Linked DNA regions of Mus musculus: region 2 is linked to region 1. A link is a loop called in an ENCODE intact Hi-C map of the cell type or tissue named here. Cell type or tissue: left cerebral cortex. All regions are shown on one strand.

Region 1 (2,500 bases):
AGAAGCCCTAGGCTGGAGAAAACAAACCGGGCAAGGAGCGCGCTCCCCCGGTCGGCGGGCCGAGCGAGATCAGCGGTTGCAGAGAGATGCGGGGGTGGAAGGAGGGCGGGGGCGAGCTTGCTCTTCTTGACTCCTGATTGGTCTGTCTCAGCGAGCCGAGTGACGTCATCAGGAGAAAGGGGGGGAAAGAACGTCTGATTTGTATGGTGGGCGCGGGCGGGCGGGGAGCGAGTTCAGTGCGCAGGCGCAGCTGCTCGGCTCCTCTCGCCCGCGACTCGACCGGCCCAGCTCTCGCGGACAAGTCCCGACATCACGCGCCCCCCCCCACCGCCGCGGGGACCGCCTCCTCTTCACTCTCGGCTTCGTCGAAGATAAACAATAGTTGGCCGGCGAGCGGCGAGTGTGTCTCCCGCCTCGGAATTCGGCGGGCTGCGTGGGAACGGCGGGATCCCGGGCAGCCGGCCATGGCGGGGCTGTACTCGCTGGGAGTGAGCGTCTTCTCGGACCAGGGCGGGAGGAAGTACATGGAGGACGTAACTCAGATCGTGGTGGAGCCCGAGCCGGCTGCGGAGGACAAGCCGGCGCCGGTACCGCGGCGGGCGCTCGGGTTGCCGGCGACCCCCACTCTCGCCGGCGTCGGGCCATCGGAAAAAGGCCCGGCGGCGGCCCGCGACCCTGCCCCGGACGCCGCGGCCTCGCTACCCGCTGGCCGCTGCTGTCGCCGCCGCTCTTCGGTGGCCTTCTTTGCAGTGTGCGACGGGCACGGCGGTCGGGAGGCGGCACAGTTTGCCCGGGAGCACTTGTGGGGTTTCATCAAGAAGCAGAAAGGCTTCACCTCGTCCGAGCCCGCCAAGGTGTGCGCTGCCATCCGCAAAGGTTTCCTCGCCTGTCACCTCGCCATGTGGAAGAAACTGGGTAAGTTCCCCGCCCGCCTCTTTTTTTCTTTTCTCCCCTTATCCCCCTGGGCTTTTTATAGCATCAGCACCGCGTGGGCCTCCCCGGTACCAAGAGCGCTATCCATCAAGCGACGCTGTCCAACAAGGGATGCGAGTGAAGACTGTCATGGTTGGAGTTCTAGGCACACCGAGTGGCCTCGGAAACGCTAGGATGGCTTGTCTCCCAGCAACCGCTCCTTGCATTATCTCCTCCCTCCTACGATCAGGGGGCAACAGTCTCCCCTCTCCCTTCGCTAATTCACTTTGGTAGCAGCACGCTCAGAAGTGTTTGAATGCCGGCGCCAGATTGTAACCGAGGGATAAATTTAAGAAACGTTTCTACACGGGCTAGGTGAAAGAAGCAGGAGGTGGCAAGAATTGGAGCGTTCCCTTAGCATCTGTCATAATTTTGTTCTTGTTGGGCTTGTTCCTCTTGGTTGCCTCCTACCGGTGGTGTCACTTCTTCAGATTGACCTGAATGGCTCTGGCTCGATGTAAGTCAATTTAGAAGGGCTGAAGTGTAACATAGGCAACTTACTTTTGTGATAGTGTTTTGGGGTAATCCCTTGAATTGTTTATGAGAAAGGTGTGCAACGTGTTAAATATTAAATTGGCTCCATGTTAGGGGCATGTGTTAACTTCTTGGTGTGTGTGTGTGGGATACTTAGAATTGCATTCAGTTTTCCAAAAGTTCATACTGAAAAGCACTCATGTCACTACTCATCAAAGTAGTTTTTGGTAACAGGTATTTTAATTCCTAAAAGTTAAGTGTGATTGTAGTCCCATCTAAATTTTGAATCTCTCTGAGACAGACAGTACTTCTGTAGATAACAGAAATGCCCGAGGGTTATATGGCTGCTTATTTTGCCCTGGGTATATGGTGCATATTTTTGTTACAGAAAAGAATTTATGTTCCTGCCACTAAAAACCCTTCGTTTATAGTGGTGTAAGAAAGTCACTCTATTTTCATTAAAGAGACAGAGACTCAGTGCTGTTACAGATTTGTAAAATACACAGTATTTTTAGAAAGGCATTGTCATACAGTATAGGCTAGCTGGTTTCAAATCTGTTTTCCATCTGTTGGGCCTTTTGCCAAGTATTTGATTGACTTGAAGACCAGCCACTGAGGGTTTTGGAGGCAGGTCCCAGCAAATCCCTTGGGCCCCTATCATGGATTTATTTTGTTTTCGTGTGGGCTGAGTAGAGCTTGAAAGCATTGTAGTTTATTCTAGAAATGCATTATATTATTGGCTGAAGAGGAATTAAAAGTGGATAGGGAGACAAAGAAGATTAAGATTAGACACAAAGACCTATTACAGAGTTCATTTATTTTGCAGTACACTTGGGGCATATGAATTTCCCATATGCTTTAAAAATCAAAAGCCTTTAATAGTTGAACTTTAGCTAGGTGTGGTGGTACATGCCTTTAATACTAGTCCTTGAGAGGCCAAGGTAGGCAGATATCTCTGAGTTTGAGGCCAGCCTGGTCTACTCTACAGAGAGAGTTTCAAGGACAGCCATGCCTAGTAAAGAGACCCTTTCTTTAAAGGGGGGGAAAAAAAAGA
Region 2 (2,500 bases), 77 kb before region 1:
ATACTAAAGATCTAAAAATAAAAGCTCTACTGGTCATATTTTGCAAAAGTGGCTACTGGAAACTGAAATTCTCGCTGACTCAAAGCAAGGATCCCTGAATAAGGCCAGTGTTCACACTCAAACGTGGGGGAGAGGAAAAGGGAGGCTCCGAGTCCATAAAGTTCTCCTCCCTCTCAGAACACTGCAAAAATTGTCCACGTCTATGAACACTTACCCTTGAAACTCCTTGGAGAGCAACTTGGGACTTTCTGTGCAGATTTTTGAGAGGGAGCGACGCAAGAATGCTGCAAAATCGCACTTTTCATACACATTGGTATAATTCAGATTTCTACTTCTTGCTTTCAGGGAATTTCACTGCGTCCTTTCTAAAGATCCAGTCTATTACTAATCTATTAGTAAAATTCCCAATTTAACCCAAAGTGTAAACCGAAAAACCAAAACAAACCTAGAAACCACACAAAAAAGCTTTCAAGGATATGCAAATGAAGCCCACAGACCATTTTCATTAAGCCCTAACTAAATCATTTCGGATTGAAAGAAAGGAAAGGGACGAAACTCGGATTAGAGAAGGGAGGGGAAAAAAAAAAGAAAAAGAAAGAAAGCAGTTACTCGGGTAAAGAGGATCGACGAGATGACAAAGTAGGGAGAATTAGGGGTGGAGCGGAACAAAAAAGTCCAGCTGATACAAACACTAGAGAAGACAGAAAATACCCCAGCGACTAGAGGACCGGGTGGGACTCGGCTGGGTCAGGCATTCCCGCAGGCCTACCCTGGGGCCCCTAAGGGGATGGCGGATAGCTCTCACACAAGAACCCCCCCGGGCCGCACAGACCGGGAGGCAGACGCGGGGGTGGCGGCGTATCGGAAAGCGGCCACCGCAGCCGACGCTACCTCGAGAGCTACAGGCCGGGCCGTGGACGTGGAAGGGGGTGCGGCCCAGGAGCAGCGGCGGGGTCCGATAGAACAGATCGCCTGTACCTTGTAGTAAACGTCGAACTGGATATTCTCCGGCAAGGAGCGGATGTCGCGGCGCGAGCGGATGTAGTTGTCCACGACAGCGGAGATGGCGGTGTTGTAGAGCGTCTCCGGGATCCACTCGAGCTCCACGGCCGCCATCTTCCCTCGCTCCTCCTCCGCCTCCTCCCGCAGGCCTCCGCCTCCCTCCGTAGCGAACCCGTGTGAGGCTCCGGAGGCTTCCGAGGGGCGGCGACCACGCGGGCGAGCGGGCGTGCGCGCGCCTCTCGGACCCGGCTGCCGGGCCTCTGCGTGCGCGCGCGGCCTGAGGGCAGATGGTGCTGGCGGTAGCGGCGGTAGCGGCGGCCACGGAAGATCCGGACGAACGCAGACCACGACCGTACCGAGAGCCTCACATTCCCAACAGGAGAGCGAGCCCAGTTCCGTCCAGGCTCTCAGCTCTGCATGGGCGGGGCTGCGTGTGTGCGTCATGACGTCAACGCGCGACGCGCCGACGCGCCCGGGAAGGAATGCGGCAGGCGGAAAACTTGCGGAGAAAGAGCGCGGAGCGTCTGAGGGGCGCTGGGTGCTTGTTCCTAAAGGACGAGACACCGGGGAAGCTGGGCGGTAGTTGGAGTGGTGTTTTATCCAGCGTGCTGTGGCTCTCCAACACAGTCTCGTTTCAGTGAGTTTTTCGACGACAGCCCTCTTCAACTTTAAGAATTGATCTTTTAGATCAACGAACTTTAGGACTGATCTTTTTTTCACAAAAGTGCACAGCACGGACGGGGCATGGTGGTGCACTTGGAATGGATCGCTTGGGAGGCAGAGGCAGGGGTATCTCCTGAGGTCAAGGTCTATGGAGTGAGACCCTGTCTCAAACAAAGAAAATCTATATTGAGGGATGTGGTGGCCCATCACTTTTATCCCAGCACTGCAGAGACAGAGGCAGGTGGATTTCTGTGAGCTCCAGGCCAGCCTGGTCTACAGTGTGAGTTCCAGGCCTGTCCCTCTTGCTCTGGCCCTGTTGTCTCCTGCTCTACTCGCTCAGCCCTAGCTCATAGATTCTTTTTCATTGGGGATGGTTGTGAGCCACCATGTAGTTGCTGGGATTTGAACTCATGACCTCCGGAAGAGCAGTCGGTGCTCTTAATCAACTGAGCCATCTCACCAGCCCCTATCCAATTTTATTTTATTTTAAATTTTGGTTTTTCGAGACAGGGTTTCTCTGTATAGCCCTGGCTGTCTTGGAACTCACTTTGTAGACCAGGCTGGCCTCGAACTCAGAAATCTGCCTACCTCTGCCTCCCGAGTGCTGGGACAATTTTCTTTTTTCTTTTTTTTTAAAAGAAGAAAAATTTGTTTAACATGCCCTGGCTCTCCTAGAACTTTATCTGTAGACCAGGCTAGCCTCAAGTCACAGAGATCTTGCTGCCTCTGCCTCGCTAGTGCTGGGATCAAAGGTAGTTGCCAGCATTTTTTTACTGAGCAATCATTCAAGCCCCGTTTCCCCATTTTTGCATTGAAAAAAAAAAGAATCTATTAA

The links. A loop is a pair of places that touch in the nucleus more often than their neighbours do. Peaks named below come from ENCODE experiments on the same cell type or tissue, not always from the same donor. Only the 100,000 strongest peaks of a DNase experiment are listed, where the experiment ranks them.
Region 2: it touches region 1 in a loop (6-fold over the local background); 10 of 42 quality-filtered maps call a loop at or near these places.

The regions. Positions count from the first base shown.
Region 1 is chr11:85,311,009-85,313,508 of GRCm38, forward strand. It overlaps Ppm1d (protein phosphatase 1D magnesium-dependent, delta isoform), which reads left to right and starts at 246. Exons shown (of 6, transcript NM_016910.3): 1 at 246-915. The coding sequence starts at 465. In left cerebral cortex, a CTCF peak has its summit at 1,369; DNase peaks (open chromatin) are centred at 203, 1,216 and 2,036; H3K4me3 peaks cover 2,500 bases; H3K27ac peaks cover 1,213 bases.
Region 2 is chr11:85,233,694-85,236,193 of GRCm38, forward strand. Appbp2 (amyloid beta precursor protein (cytoplasmic tail) binding protein 2) reads right to left here and starts at 1,427. Exons shown (of 13, transcript NM_025825.3): 1 at 979-1,427. The coding sequence starts at 1,116. Appbp2os (amyloid beta precursor protein (cytoplasmic tail) binding protein 2, opposite strand) reads left to right here and starts at 1,473. Exons shown (of 4, transcript NR_028329.1): 1 at 1,473-1,639. In left cerebral cortex, a CTCF peak has its summit at 1,527; DNase peaks (open chromatin) are centred at 155, 1,144 and 1,447; H3K4me3 peaks cover 2,119 bases; H3K27ac peaks cover 1,772 bases.